Linked DNA regions of Mus musculus: region 1 is linked to region 2. A link is a loop called in an ENCODE intact Hi-C map of the cell type or tissue named here. Cell type or tissue: left cerebral cortex. All regions are shown on one strand.

Region 1 (8,000 bases), 110 kb after region 2:
CCATGAGTTTGGATGTATGTTCATCTTTGATTTCATGGAAGTGAAGGTTCTCCCTGAGATTAGCTTAGCTCCCATTCCCAAGCTGTGCCTGCCTGCAAGCCTCTAGCTTGGAGTAACTGTGTAGCCTTCTAGAATCTTCTAGTTAGACATTTCTGGGCTTGCAACCCAGGAGCATGTAGTTTGGCAATAATGGGTCAATCAGGGTGGGTAGGGTTGGAGTTAGAGACCCATAGTGCTTGGTTCAAACCCTGACTGATGCTTACACGATGAAGAGACTTCTTACTCTGGTTGTTAGTTAACCCCCTGTACCTTTGTTTCTGGATAAGGGAAGTGAGGTGCCACCTTGCAGTGCTGATGTAGCAAAGATTTGGGGAGCTGGGGAGATTTTAGGAGGAGAAGGAGAAAGTAGCCAGCTCAGAGCAGTTGTTACACAAAGTAAGTCCTGTGTTCCTGGCTTTCAGGGCCTCCCTGAAGGTCAACAATACAATCTCTCCACCTTTGATATCTATAGCATCCCTCCTTTGTTCTCTATCCAGCGTTAGACATGTATGAGAAGTGTCTCTTGGGTCTATAAAGTGTTGCAAGGAGCCTGGCATTTGGCTTGCCCATGGAAGCATTCTGTGCTGGGCCTTAGACAGAGGCACCACTGCTGGGCTGTGTGTTTGCCTTGCTGCTGGGGTGCCCGAGTGCTGCGTGCAAGCTGTCCAAGGGAGGAAGAACACAGTCTATAACAGGGGTCCTCAGTCCGTGTTTTCTCTGGTGGGAAATGAGTTCTGGGATGGTTGCCATGGCTCCCAGGCTCCTGTATACCCAGGCACTGTTGGGAACATGGGTCCATGGTCTGGGCTTTTCCCTCAGGACATCTAAGTACCAGGCAGGAAGGGGAAGGCAGAGCTTGGGACAGGGACGGGACCTGGTTTGGTTCTGAGTGAGTGCCAAGAGTATGGAGGGGCTGAAAGAGAGGAGGCCTCTTCCGGGAGATTTAGGCATGGCTCTTAAAGATGGAGTGCTCCTCCCCTGCAACCACCCCACCCCGAGATCCTTGATGAAAGAGATGGTCCTTGCTTGTCCAAACTGCTTTATTTGATGGCAAATGTGAATGCATACACCTTACTCAGGGTGAACCAGGGATTAAATACCCTTTTTAGGAACGGATGCCCAGGAAGGGAAGCTCATTGACTAAACACTCGGGACCTATGTAGATACCTCATTAGCACAGAGAACTCCAGGTTTTTATGCTACCTGACTGATTGCCATGGTCCTCTCAGTGGGGCGTCATGGTTACATGTTCCAGATCAGGTAGTTTGGCAGGGAGCTGGTTCCATTGGTGTTGTTCTCAAATCTGAGGTTTCTGGAGGTCTGAGCCTGCTCAACCTTACCAGTTCTGTCTGGTTGCACGGTCCTCTTGCCCCACACACCATGAGATCTTTCATGAGTTCCTGTTCCTCGTCCTGACTCTGAGGGCCTTCCTTGCTTTCTTCTCTCACTCCACATGTATCTGAGGAAGGCTACCTGTGACCTCCCACATGACCAGCTGCATTTCTGCCCCTGTCCTAGCTCACCCTCATGAGGCTGGGACAGGGGCTGTGTCTAGAACACGTGTGTGTCAGGCACCCACTGTGACCAGAGTCTAGAGGAGGCAGAACCCACGAGTTTTCCAGGAAACTTGCTTCCCCTGTCTTGCCTCAGTTTCTCTGCTGTCTGTGTTATCCTTGAGGATGGGAGATAATCTAAGCCTGTTTTTCTCCACCCCTGACATCTTCTTGGCATGCTTATGCTCTTTGGAAACTGGGAAAACTGCTTACCTCTCCATGCTGTGCTAAGAGGAGAGCTCAGTCAGGGAACCCTAGACTGGGTGTGCTAAATAACTGATATGTCAATGGCTGAAGCCCAAGATCAAGGAGCTGGTTTGTTCTATCCTATTGAGGTTCCCTTCATGCTTGCAGGTGGATGTGTCTTTACATGGCAGTGTGTAGAGTGTGTGTGTGTGTGGGGTGCAAACTGAAGAAAGAAGGGAAGAGAGGGAGAGGGGGAGGGAGAGAGCGAAAGGGAGGGGGAGAAGGGGAGAGGAAGAGGGAGAGGTATTTGCATTATTATAATTGATTGCATGATTGTAAGGCTATCTTAGTGATCTCTCAAGAGCCCTGTCTATACTTATTGCCATATTGTCACATTGAGGCTCCTGGGTCTACATTTGGAGAGAATACAGTTCACCCCGCAGGAAGTGCCCACGGTCACATCAGGCTCAGGTGCTCACCCCAGCACCCTTTATCCTTTCTCCCTGCAGCTCCTGCCCAGTAGCTGTCTGTAACACCCCCCCCCCCCCACACACACACACACTCATCAGTATTTGGATTCTGTCTCTGTCTGACATCTCTAATAAAGTGCCCCACTTTCAAGTCAAATCCAACCAGTAGACGTGTCTATTCTGGGAACAAATATGCTATGCATGTTTTTATTTGAGTCACTAGACCATATATCAAAAGATGAGTAACCCAAGAGAGAAACCGTGGTCACAGCTGCTGAAGGCACAGCATCTCGGGTGACGTCGGGCACCCTTCTCCCTCAGTGGCTCCTACACTTGGGGCTGTGCTGCAACTGATCGAAGTGAACACACACCATTCACCACCACTCTAGAATGTTCTTGCATGTGGACCAAGCGTCCTACATGTCCCTTGAGGGCATCTGAGATTCAGGCGATTGAGCAGGTCTTGGCTCACACCTTCATCTTAATTGGAATTCCACCCCCCCCCCCCCATAATTCTCTTAACACATCAGAAAAACATCAAATCAGGCTTTTTCCTCCTGGGCATATCAATGATTACTGAAGGTTTGATAAAGCCATTCTGCTTTTGCTTGGAGCTTTCAGGATTGGATTCCCAGAGGTCTCAAGTCTAGTCCTGAGACCTTCTGACCACTTACCTGCAGCTGCACCTCATAGCTGTGTGCCCATCTGCATGGCATACATAGATGGTAATTTCCCATCTGTAGTGTAGACCTTGGGGCTCCCCATACGTGTCTCATGTGGGGGTGCTCCCTTACACACCCTCAGCCTGCTTATCCTGAACCTGCTCCTCTGTTGGCCTTTGAACTTGAAAGATCAAAGACTCTGACTACATGTGTCACTGGAGAGTTTTAACCTTCTGAGGGCTAGGGAAATGGCTCAGTGGGTAAAGGACCTGCTGAGCAAGTATGGAGACCCCGGGTTCGATTCCTAGAACCTGCATTAAAAAAAAAAAGATGCTAGATACGTGTTCTGAAGAGGTAGAGATGGGAGGGGGAGGAGTCTTTAGGCTTGCTGACTAGCCCAGCCCATTTGCAGTCTCCAGTCCAGTGAGAGACCGTACCTCAGAAAACAAACTGATAATTATCGATGTGTGATAGCTCAAGTCATCCTCCTGCTTCTACCTGTATGCACACATATGTGAAAAAACACACGACTGAATTAGCTATCCGAGGCAGCAACGGAATCTGTGTAAGCCAGATTGCCTGATTTTTTTTTTTTTTTTTTTTTTTTTGCAATGCTATTCCAGGTCAGAAGAGACTCAGGGGGAGGAGGGACCCTGTTCCCCGAATCACTCCTCGGCATAGTCGTGACAGAGAGTGAGTCACAATCTCTCCAACTCCAGGCTGGGGGCGTATGTAGCTGAGCTTAATTACCGAGCCCTCAGCTGTGGTCAGCAGCCGGTGGCACCCACCTCCACAGGGGTCTATTCTGACATGCAGCAGAGCCACATGAACATGGGTGACAGGGGTGTCCAGGAATGTCGACCTCTCCTTGAGGAAACCCTGCCTCAGATATCAAACCCCTAGGCCTCCCTACCACTTCTTTCTGTGCATCCTCAGCTTGGCCGTCACTCCGTGCTGCTTGGTAGAGATGGGTTTGTCGTGTTGCGGCTACAAGCCTACACATTCTAGAAGCCTTCTGGTCCCAAGCACACACAGCCCCTATATACAGTAGTCTTGGCTCAGTTTCATTAGGGTGGTGACTTCCCTGAGTTTTCTCTAGTGTCACCCATGATGGCTTTTAGGGTACATCGTGCTGTCCAAGAGTTTAGTAGGATAATGGGGAGGACTTGCTGAGCTGCCTCCAGGCGCTACAATGGACGCACATCAGGATCACATGTGTGTTGTGCTGCCGCAGGGAATGCCAGAGCCCGTACAGCTTAAACAGCAGCATTGGAGACACGGTCACAGTGCCCCTTCTTTTCATGTTTCCCCGGGCTTCTTTGAGGGTAAGCAATGTGCTTCAGCCATGGAGCCTGCTCCGGCTTAACCTGGCTTTCTTCCTCATTCATTCCTAACTGTCACCCATGTTCTTCAACAACACCGCTCAGCCTTTTCTTGGTTGGTCTTTGTTTCATCACCTCTTTCTGTGGCTGACCCTTGCCGTGGAGACTAAGTGGCCCTCTAAGTACCAGTTTGTGATTGGGCTGATTTGGAGACAAGGCCGTAGGAGGAAGAGGAGGGGGCATGCCTTTTTCTTTGCCTGGTGCTGTCTTGGGGAACAGCATTTCCTGCCTTGAATTAGACAGTCGCAGCCATTGGACCCAGTCAAATGGAATTTAATAAGAAAAACAAGTTGGGCTTTTCTACAGCTGCTAGAAGACTAGGTGGCAGAGCCTTACCCCCTCTGTACCCAAAGCAGTTCCATGGTCAGGTGACATCATGGTACAGGTGTCCAGTCCCATTCTGCCACTGGGGTATGTGTGGCTTAGGTAGAAGAAAGACAACGGGGGGTTCCGTCTGGCTGAGGGTGCCAGGTTAGCTCCCAGCCTAGAGCTGGTCTCTAAGCCAGAACTTCATCCCCCAGTCTCTACCTTGTCTCACCACAACCTTTCCTTCGTTTCCAGGATGATGAACTAAAGGCCGCTGTGCAGAGAGAGCATCACCTGAAGCCCCTGGAAAGGCCTTCCCTTGAGGGCCCGGCAGCATGACCAGGTAATAACACCACTGCCACCCCACCTTGGGATTCCTCCCAAGGGCCGGGGAGGAGCCGCAGGGCAGGAAGGGCTTATGGAATGGACAAACTCTCCCCAGCCAAATTAGCCTGAAACCTTGGTCTGCCGAAGCATCCACCACAGTCTCTCAAACATGAACCTCCATGTAGACATCTACCAGACGCCGTGCTGGGAGCCCACACCACAGCAGCACCCCGACGTCTGCCTGCTTCTGCATCCTCTGCTCCTCGCCTAGGGTGGGGATGCTGGCCCGGACCCAGCTCCACACCTGGCCTCCAGAGCTGCTGGAACTCATGCCAGGCTACTGCCTTTGCTCACTGAGATGCCAAACGCTTTGTTAATTAGCCCGGCTCCCTCCCCGCTTGTCATCCTGCCACAATCCCCAGAGCAGATGGAGTGATCTTGGTTTCTTCAGTGAGCTCCCGCCTGTGCCACCCATGAATACATGGAGTTCTGGTGACCTTGTGTGACCTTGGTGTCTACCACTCCTCCTCATTCACCAAGCTTTAGACACCTCAACGTTTTTTGCAACTTGGAACTTCAATCTGGTCTCAGCTCCAAATAGTTTCTGGGCTGAGAAGGTCCTTTCCCCAAAGCCCCAGGCACTGATGCTGCAAAGTGTTTCCCCCAAAACTGCCTGTCACCACCAGCCTGAAAACTCTCCTATGGGACCTTGTCTCACCTGGGTTCTATGTCCTTCAATCTGTCAGTCCTTTCGCCCTTTGACATAGCCTCTCTGCTCTGCCTGTCTGTCTCCTCTGGCCCACTCTTTGTGGTCACCTCCATTGCTAAGGCTCCAGTATGTGGAGTGCAAAGATTTCTGCAGTATTAGTTACTTAAGCCGTGGATTAGTGCTTTTGGGTTTTAGTTTTTTAGAGTCAGTGTTTTACTGTGTATATCAGATGCTTCTAGAACTCACTATATTTCCCTGCTTTAACCAGGTCCAGAGTGACAGGCTTGCACAAGGGCAGCCATTAAAAAGTCTTTGTTTTTCTTTTCAGTTTGGGGAAGCCTAGGTCCTGCTAGATAAGAGCTGTACCATGGAGCCACACCCCCAGGAGCCACACCCCTTGTCCCAACTGGTGGCTTTGAGCTGCCGATTTCGAAACTTTCCCTGACTGTATTAGACAGAATAGTGAAGCCCTGTTTGACACCTGTGTTCCATCCTTTCCACTTAGTATCTTTTTAAAATGTGGTTTTTGGACTAAGGCTATAGGTCTGTGATAGAGCATTTGTCTTGTATGTAAAAGGCCCTCAGAACCACACACAAAAAAGTTTGAGACCAGAGTGACAGCTCAGTGATTTAAGAGTGTGAACTGAGAAAGGACCTGATTGGGTTCCCAGCACTGATGTCTGTGGCTCACAGTCTGTAACCTGTCGCCCCCTTCTGGTCGTGGTGGGCATTACACTCACATATACACATAAACTCATAATTAAAAATAATATCTTTAAAATGGTGGGGGGGTCCCCCCTCAAGATATTGTAGTGTCCCTAAGAGTAGGGATCCCTGAACATAGCTGGTGGCAATTGGGCAGCCAGTGGGAAAAGTAGGCTGGGGGTCCCTCCAGAATTTAGCTATGACTATGTATCATCCAGCAGTCTCACTTGGGGGGTGGGGTGGTCTATGCTCTTTTAATGGCTGCTGTGGTAAAATACTCTGTCCAAAACAACTACAGAGAGAGGGTTTATTTTATAGTCTACGGTTGCAGGGAGAGTCACCCGGGCAGGAGCAGCTGGTTACATTGTATCCACAGCAAAGCAGCAGAGAATAAGAGCTGAGGTGGGGGGGGGGGGAGTGGGGGGTGGGGGGGGGGCTCTCGTGGGTGGGCTCTCTTTCTCCATTTCACACGGTCCAGGATCTGCCTAGGGAATAGGAAGAGCTCCAGCTGTAAACGAGATGGGGCTTCCTACATCAGATTATCCTCTACAGGTTTGGGCAGAGGCCCGTCTCTCAGGTGATTCCCGATTCTGTCAGGTTGACAGTTAACATGATCACAGGGTGTGTAGCCAAACTAATCAAAATCAGGGCCTCAGACCTGTGTTTGTGGGCCCAGGGGATACGTTTACAGTGGCCTCAAAGCTGGAAGGAACCCACAGGACCCCCCCCCCCCATATGAATAGACCCACACACAGAACTCACAGGCAACCCATGTTGGTTTTTTCCTAAAGACCAGAAACATCTGCTCCTGCTGCCTTCTCTGTGTATCCTTTTAAACAGGCTTTGGGGTACTGAGTGAGCGTACCTCCCCCTCTGCTCTGCAGGGGGTGGGGGGGGCGGGGGTGTCAGAGGAACCTGGTGACTCACAGGGTACAGATGGTAACAGTGCACTGGCAGGGTTGTGCCCAGACCTTTCTCACTCCTGTACCAGCCTGACTGGGGTTCTGTTTTCTGTTCATCCACAAACGAGAGACCATTCCAACTCGAGCTACAGCAGGAGTGGACCTTGGGGACATCATGGCAAGCCAGCCACCACTGGATGGATACTGAACAGTCAAGCTTTTTACTTGTTTGCTTATTTGCAGACTGGGGGGTGGAGCCAAGGACCTTGTGAATGTCTACCACTGAGCCACACCCCAGCCCTCTTTTTACTGTTCCTCTTGAGACAGGTTCTCAGGTTGCCAAAGGTGGCCTCCTCCTTGTTCTCTCTCCAGGCAGCCTTTGAGCCATCAATCCCCTTACTAAGTTTCTTGAATAGCTGCGATCATAGGCCAGGCTTTGGTTGTATTTAAATGAGGTCACTGGAGAAGTCAGCTCTGAGACAGGAAATGCAGTGGTGGGTGTCTGAGGCCAAGGGAGAAGAGGTTGGGAGTCATTGTTTAAGGGGACAGAGTTCTGGACGTGAGTGACAGCCACGGGGATGGGGGGCAGTGGGGTGGGGTGAAGCAAGCTTGCTCAGTATCATTAGACTTGAAAATAGTTGAGATGATGTCGTGGATATTTTAATCACGTTTTGAAAATGAATGTGCTTCTCAGCTACTGCCCTTTACCCTGCTCCTGTCAGCCTCTGTTCTTCAAAGCAGCTCTGGGGAAAGACTCTG
Region 2 (8,000 bases):
ATGACATCCTCCGTGCGTGCTATTCCAGGATGGGACAAACTCTTGGTGGTGTGTTATTGATCATAGTCTGTGGCAGTCCAGTGACCCAGGAGTGAATGGTCTGGGACTAGCATGGACTGGTGGTTGCTTTTGTCTTAACTTTCAGACTTGGCAGTTCCTCCTGATGGGCTGGCCCTGCCTTCATCCATCCTGGAGTAGGGTGGCCTCATTGATTGCCTTGTCTCAAGAGATGTGGCCACAAAGCCTTGAGTCTAGCAACCATTTCTAGTATTTTATGCATATGCTTCCTTCCTTCCTCCCTCCCTCCTTTCTTTTCCTTTCCTTTCCTTTCCTCGCCTCGCCTCGCCTCTCCTCTCCTCTCCTCTCTTTCCCTTCCTTCCTTCCTTCCTCCTCCCTCCTTTCTTTTCCTTTCCTTTCCTTGCCTTGCCTCGCCTCTCTCCTCTCCTCTCCTCTCCTCTCCTCTCCTCTCCTCTCCTCTCCTCTCCTCTCCTTTCTTTCCCTTCCTTCCTTCCTTCCTTCCTTCCTTCCTTCCTTCCTTCCTTCCTTCCTTCCTTCCTTCCTTCCTTCCTTCCTTCCTCCCTCCCTTCCTTCCTTCCTTCCTCTCTGCTCCTCTCCTCTCCTCTCCTCTCCTCTCCTCTCCTCTTCTTCCTTCCTTCTTTCTTTCTTTCTTTCTTTCTTTCTTTCTTTCTTTCTTTCCTCCTTTCTTTCTTGTGAGTTTAGAAAATGACACTAAGAAATAGTGTGCCCTGAGCTTCACACTGCACCACATATCAGGCTTCATCCTGTCCCTTGGGAATTCCCAGGATGGCATCAAGGACAGCAGCTCCACCTCAATTTCCATCTCGTTTTTTGACCACCGTGAGAGACGCCATCAGGGACAGACAGAGATACTGAGCCTTGAACTCGGAGCCTAGTGGATGTGTGGGAATTCTTTGAAAATGATCTCCTCTCTGCTAGGGAAGTAGGGGGTCAAAAGCCACTGGATTTTAATATCTTCCTTACTTAGAAAGGTTTTATTATTTAATTTGACTTGATTTGATTTATGTGTGTTGTGCCTTCATGTATGTCTGTGCACCATGTGTGTGCAGTGCCCACCAGAAAAGGGCGTTGGGTCCCCTGGAACTGGAGTTGCAGAGGGTTGTGAGCCCCATGTGAGAGCTGGGAATTGAACTTGGGTCCAATGGAAAAGCAGTCAGTGTGTTCACCGTTGAGCCATCTCTCCAGTCCTGAATTTTTGTTTTCTGTGGTGAGGGATGGAGCCCGGGGTGCCCTGCTACTGAGCTGCAGCCCCATCCATATAGCGATTGTATCTGGCCCTGTAGCCCAGGCTATGGCCTTGAACTTACAGCAATCCTCCTGCCTCAGTTTCCCAGAGTGTTGGGACTTCAGATATGCACTTTGTTCTGGCTCAGAATGAGCCCTTTAAAGCAGCAGTGCATTTATTTTCTTCTGTCAGATATTTTTGTCCCCCACAAAAGCCCCATGAAATTGGGGTGATATTTCAAACAGATGGTGATTCTGGAGATGCAAGGCAGGTTGACCTGTTCCAGGCCACATGGAAAGTCAGGATCAACCCTGGTCCAGTGTGACCAACCCCCAGATTAAATGACACACTTTGGCTGTTGTAAAAGTGTGTAGTTTAGTGGTCTGTGAAATGTCCATGGTGTGTGCAGCCATTTCTCCGCTGGTCTCATGATCTATAGCCCCAGGATAAACCTCATGCGCATTCAACAATGACTTTCAATCTTTATTATCACCAATCTGCCTTTTATTTCTGTAGAATCATTTATCCTAGGCATTTCATTAAAAAGTACTCAGCAAAATATTTTTAAACATTTCTATAGCATAGTGGAAATTAGTCCTTCATGCTTTTTCATGGCTGAATACTATTCTATTGAATGGACATACCCCATTCTGTAGGTTAATCATTGGTTTCTGAAAACAGAGCTGTTTTCCCCAGTGGATACTATGACAGTACTGATTTGAGGAAGAGCATGTCAGTGGGTGAGTAGGTTCTGGATCTTTCCACGGCCTTAGGATATTGGCAGTTGCCAAGACCTAACGGCTCTGGGGCCCAGGGCGTGGCAGGCATTTTACTCCCTGCCTCCAGACTTCAGTTCGGACTGTGTTTAGGGAACATATGCTTGAATGAAGCCTCCCTTCCTAAGGGCAAGTTCAGAGGCATATTCAGAATGTAGAATGAGTCCTCATTTAAAACCTTTTTGCAGGGCAGTGGTGGCGCATGCCTTTAATCCCAGCACTTGGGAGGCAGAAGCAGGCAGATTTTCTGAGTTCAAGGCAAGCCTGGTCTACAGAGTGAGTTCCAGGACAGCCAGGGCTACACAGAGAAACCCTGTCTCAAAAAACAAAACAAAACAAACAAACAAACAAAAACAAAAAACCCAAACAAACAAACAAAACCAACCCCTTTTCAAGGGCTGGAGAGATGGCTCAACGGTTAAGAGCACTGGCTGCTTGCTTTGTCCTGAGTTCAATTCTCAACAACCACGTGGTGGCTCACAACCATCTGTAATGGGATCCGATGTCTTCTTCTGGTGAACTCATATAAATGAAATAACTAAATTAAAAAATTTTTTTTCAAAAGATTTTTAGAATTTATTGTATGTGCGTGTGCGTGCAGTTACCCACTGAAGTCCCCAGAGTGGTGTTTTAGGCATCTGTGAGCTGCCTGATGTGGGTTCTGAAAATTTTGATAAACACATTTTGGTGGGTAGGGACTACATCATCTTGTGGGACAGGGGCATCAACCCCTTGCTTGGCCTTTTAGTTTTAGTTGTTGTGGTTCATTCAGGATCCACAAGTGAACCCGCAGTGGCAGAGGGGTGCATGGGTTCACCACAGGGCCTTTAGAGTTTTAAGATTTACTTTTTTTTTTTCGAGACAGGGTTTCTCTGTGTAGCCCTGACTGTCCTGGAACTCACTCTGTAGACCAGGCTGGCCTGGAACTCAGAAATCCACCTGCCTCTGCCTCCCAAGTGCTGGAATTAAAGGCGCGCGCCATCACTGCCCGGCTTAAGATTTACTTATTTTTTATTTTATGTATGTGGGTATATTGCCTGCATGTGTCTGTGCACCATGTACATGCAGTACCTGTAGAGGCCAGAAGAGGGCATCAGATTTCCTGGAACTAGAGTTACAGATGGTTGTGAGTGTGAGTGCTAAGAGCCAAACCCGTTTTCTGTAGAGCATCATGTGCTCTTAACCCCTGACACCAGGGTTTTATTTAATTACTTTTAAATATTTATTTATTTTATGTATGTGAGTACACTGTAGCTATACAGATGGTTGTGAGCCTTCATGGGATTAGGACCTCTGCTTGCTCCAATCAACCCTGTCCACTCGCTCCGGTCAGCCCTGCTCTGGCCCAAAGACTTATTTATTATTATTATATATAGGTACACTGTAGCTGTCTTTAGACGTACCTGAAGAGGGCATCAGATCTCATTACAGATGGTTGTGAGCCACCATGTGCTTGCTGGGATTTGAACTCAGGACCTTGGGAAGAGCAGTCATTGCTCTTACCTGCTGAGCCATCTCTCCAGCCCCAACACCAGGGTTTTAAAACCACAGAGTGAGTCCTTTTATCAGAGAGGCCACGGACTGCTCTGAGACGAGACCCGTTGTTTGGCAGGACGAACCTGCAGGTGATGTACACAAGCTTTTTTTGTTTGTGTCTTTCTTTAGTCTTTCTCTACAGAGCCCACAGGGCCCCATGCAGCCTTAATCAGTATGCTAAGGTGTTCCTTCAGAGAAGCAGAGCTGTTTAGCATCTTTATAGAGTTAACTGTGAGATGCTGACCCCCAGGGGAGTGTGTGTTTGTGTGTGTCCATTTCCTGGTATTATTCTCTCTTGCTCCTGTGTTGCTAGGTAGCTGGTCCATCTGGCAGTTGCCAAGTTGAGAATAGTAAGGGTTCATGGGGGTGATGGGCAGTTGGGTGGGGAGGGAGACTGGACAAGAATGAAGGACCCAGGCAGCTGGGAGCTCTGCACAACCACCTCATTCTGCATCCTTAGCATTGCCTGGTGGACAGCGGCCCTGATGTCTGCTTCCATCTGGCTGCAGGACTCTGGACCACCTGCGGGGGCAGCCCCAGCCATGGGCCGCCAGGGGAGCTCTTTAGACCTCAGCCCTGCCTGCATCAAGGGCCCCAGCTCCGCCTCCATTCCTGCCCTGCTTTTGACCACCGCTTCGTGAGAGACACCGGCAGGGAAGGGACAGAGCCATCTTGGGATGCGTGTGTGCATGCGCGTTTGTGTGCGCACGTGTGTGTGTGTGTGTGTGTGTGGGTGTGTGTGTGTGTGTGTGTTAAAACACTGCCGTTTCCAAGCTTTGGCTACTGCTCTCTGGCTGGTGACTCTTGCTCATGCCTCTCTCTCTCTCTCTCTCTCTCTCTCTCTCTCTCTCTCTCTCTCTCTTTCTCTCCCTCCCTGCAAAAATTAAATGGATAATTTCTAGCTGATACCAAGCGGTGCCCACACACCCGTGTCCTTCAGTGTTGATTGGATCTCTCTCTCTCTCTCTCTCTCTCTCTCTCTCTCTCTCTCTCTCTCTCTCTCCTCTCCACTCTCCTCCCCTCCCTCTGGCCCCAGTTTGTAATCTGACACAGTGCACTGCAGTGGCTGTCTCTGTCTCTCTCTTGGAGCCTTGGAGCCCGGGAGGCTGGGCACCGAGAACATCCAAGGTAGGCTGCGATTTGAGATTTTATTTTTTTTTCTCTCCTAAAAATAGCCTCTGTTCCATTCACCTTTCCTCAGTGGCACCGGTGACAGGGGCTTAGCAGGGAACTCTTTGCCCGGGTGAAGTTTGCATCAGGAGGGTGCCCTTCGGCTTTGGGTGGGCAGTGGTGGCTGACCAGGACGGAGGCTGCCGCGGGTGACGCTTGGTGCGGAATGCCACCGTGCTCCTGTCGGCGTGTGGCTTGCCACCAATGGATCCTTGTCAGAGTGAAGGGAAGGGCTGCTGCCTTCTCTCACCCGTACTGTGTCAGCGATGGCGATGACGGTGGCGCTGTGGCTCTCCGGGTCTTCTCGGACCCTCAGCCTCCCAGAAAAGCCCCTCTGGGCAAAGTTTGGCACCATGCTGCTAGGCAGAGCCTTTCCAGAGGGCAGAAGCTGGGTCTTGGTTTCAAACAGAGCGCTTGGGGCCTGGGGAGGACTTCGTAGAAAACGGCGCAGGGGGGGGAGGGGAGGGCTCAAAGCATCCCAGTCGGCCCCGCCATCCGCTGCCCACGCGGACTGAAATGTGCAATGTGAATTTGTCAAGTGGTGTCCCAGAGAGTGGCTGTAATGGTTCGTTTGTGGAGTCAGATGTTCTCGGCACAGTATATGTACGTGGTGTGTGTGTGTGTGTGTGTGTGTGTGTGTGTGTGTGTGTGTGTGTGTGTGTGTGTGTGTGTTTGCTCGCGCGCGCGCACCGGGGCCTTTGACTAGTGCAGACTTTCCCTTCCACCTGGAAAGGCAATGTTTGCAGGTTTCCCGGATGACCTGCCTGGACAGCGCCAGAGGAAGGCAATGACTGGGTGGGACTTCCGAGGGAGCAGTTTCTGACCCCAGGGAGAGCGAACTGGCTGTTCCCTGAGCTAACTGCGAGCTGATGGGGAGGAAAGGAAGAGAAAAGAGAGAGTGGAGGAAGGGAGAGAGGGACAGAGGAAAGGAAGAAAGAAAGGAGGGAAAGGAGAGAGGGAAGGAGGGAGGGGGAGGAGGGAGGAGGAGGAAGGGGAGGAAGTAGTAAGTACATTTCCAGCTTTCTGGGTGCAGGGAGGCAGGTCCGCTATGGGTTGGAAGTGAACTTGAAGCTCCCCTCTGTAAGTCTCTGTGTGTTCTAGATCCTGAGAGTGTTGGTGGCCGAGGAGTGGGGTGGGTGTGGGGGGTAGATGGGAAGGTCCTGCCTCAGGACAGACCCTTCTGAAGGACCCTGAAGATGTGGGCCGGCAGACAGCTCATGTCAGGGAGAGGGTAATGTCACAGATAGAGCTGCCAAGTAGGGAGAGCGTGGTGCTGGATGTGGGAGAGTGTGGAAGAGGAGGCGGTACCCAGGGCCTCTGTGGCAGGCTGTGGTGAGATTTCTTCTCTGTCCACTTTGGAGCTTGGAGGCAAGAACTGGGGGTATCTCAAATGAGCCCAGATGTGGAATGTGACTAGCCTAGGACCTCTGAAAACTGCCTCATGCCCCCATTTCTCCCAGTCTTGCTGGAGTCCTCCAACCCCAAACTGGCTTCTTTCTCAATGGCTGCTGCCACCCCCACCCCCCCACCCCCCCCACCCCCCCACCCCCCTCCCAACATGTGTGGTTCTGTTGCGTGGATTCTGAGGCCAGGACTTCCAAGGTATAGACAGGGTGGCTCTTTAGGGGCAGGGGACTTAGGACCAAATGATTGCCAAATAGTTCTGTACCCAGGGCACAAAACTCAACCCTTCCAGTAATCCAAGATGGTGGGGGCAGCTGATCCTTTGCCCTCTGCCCTCTCTATTAGCATGAGGGAAGATTGGGGGATGAAAGCTACCAGGTGCTTCCCCAGTGGGCAATGGCCGTCCTGGGCTCACAAGCCTGTCTATGAAGACACACTAGGCTTCCTGACAGGTGCCTGCAGGGACTGTATCACTCCATGGATCAGGGATGTGATTCAGGGAGGGGCCGAGCATCTATTTTTCTAAGAGTTCCCAGAGGTGGTGGTGCTTCTTCTTGGGACCCCATGTGAGCACTCCCTGGATCAGTGGGCAAACCCTCCAGCACGCTAAGCGTCCCTGGAGCATGTTCTCCATGCTCTCTTCGTCTTTGGTGGGCTCACCAACGGAGCATGATTTCAAGTCTCCCAGAAGGCGTCTAGACTTGTGAGTACCACTCAGGACACAGAGACTCAGAGGAAAGTGATCCCAAAATGCCTTCGTGCCCAGGCAGCTTCCAGTGCTGTCAAGGTGAGTTGGGGGGAGGGGGTCAAATGCATGGGCAGTTTGACCTGAGAGTTTCCTGTTTGAGGGGTTGCCAATCATCTCCAGAGTGCTACCCCAAACCCCTGCATCCCCGATCCTATTTCCAGGGTGCTACTACTGTGCATCCCTCAGACTTGTCTTGAAACAATTGATAGCCTTCCGTTTTGTGCCCTGCCTTCTCATTCGCCTTCACCTAGGCGGAGAGCGGTGTCATTTCCTTGTGATATAGGAGAGGCCTTGGGAAACACCTGCCACTCTTATATGCAGCTCCTCTCTCTCCCTCCCCTTCCTCTCCCTCTCTTTCTCTCTCTCTCTTATCCTACCTCACACTTCTTTTTTTAAACTGTCTCCATCTCATCCAAATCCTTGCTCATATTCGATTTGTGACCTTGGTTAGGGGTCTGTATAAAATACTGTGATGGTTTGTATATGCTCGGCTCAGAGAGTGGCACTATTAGAAGGTGTGGCCTCGTTCCAGTAGGTGTGGCCTTGTTGGAATAGGTGTGTCACTGAGAGTGTGGGCTTTAAGACCCTCACCCTAGCTGTCTGGAAGTGAGTCTTCCACTAGCAGCCTTCAGATGAAGATGTAGAACTCTCAGCTCTTCTGCACCATGCCTGCCTGGACGCTGCCATGCTTCTGCCTTGATGATAGTGGACTGAACCTCTGAACCTGTAAACCAGCCCCAATTAAATGTTGTCCTTGGAAGACTTGCCTTGGTCATGGTGTCTGTTCACAGTAATAAAACCCTAACTGAGACAAATACCCAGTGTGCTTTGCCTTTAGATTTGGATGGTTATGAGCCAGTGTGCTCCAGCCCCCTGCTGGGTTCTGCTTCCTTGAGTGACTCTGGGCACACCGTTATGGTGGGCTGCCCTGGCCACTGCTGTGTGATAGTCTGCAATGTCTGTTACAGTTTTGGACCCTCTCTCCAGGAAGGGTACCTGGGAGTCTGCAGAGCCCTGGCCTACAGTAGCGTCTGCATGACTCCAGGTGAACACTGCTCCGCGCTGTGTCTCAGAGTGGTCATTGGGTGTGTGCATCCCATGT

The links. Hi-C counts contacts between places; a loop is a spot of excess contacts. Peaks named below come from ENCODE experiments on the same cell type or tissue, not always from the same donor. Only the 100,000 strongest peaks of a DNase experiment are listed, where the experiment ranks them.
Region 1: it touches region 2 in a loop (9-fold over the local background); 1 of 42 quality-filtered maps calls a loop at or near these places.

Annotation. Positions count from the first base shown.
Region 1 is chr5:128,842,525-128,850,524 of GRCm38, reverse strand. Rimbp2 (RIMS binding protein 2) reads left to right here. Exons shown (of 21, transcript NM_001378900.1): 2 at 4,854-4,941. Among named protein-coding and RNA genes, the nearest start is that of Gm34057, 28 kb to the right of the region's middle. In left cerebral cortex, a CTCF peak has its summit at 6,345 (motif pointing left); DNase peaks (open chromatin) are centred at 3,653, 3,861, 5,317, 7,371 and 1 more place; H3K27ac peaks cover 4,195 bases.
Region 2 is chr5:128,949,671-128,957,670 of GRCm38, reverse strand. It overlaps Rimbp2 (RIMS binding protein 2), which reads left to right and starts at 4,611. Exons shown (of 21, transcript NM_001378900.1): 1 at 4,611-4,704. In left cerebral cortex, CTCF peaks have their summits at 3,115 (motif pointing right) and 4,142; DNase peaks (open chromatin) are centred at 4,702, 4,978, 5,244, 6,013 and 2 more places; H3K4me3 peaks cover 3,758 bases; H3K27ac peaks cover 2,347 bases.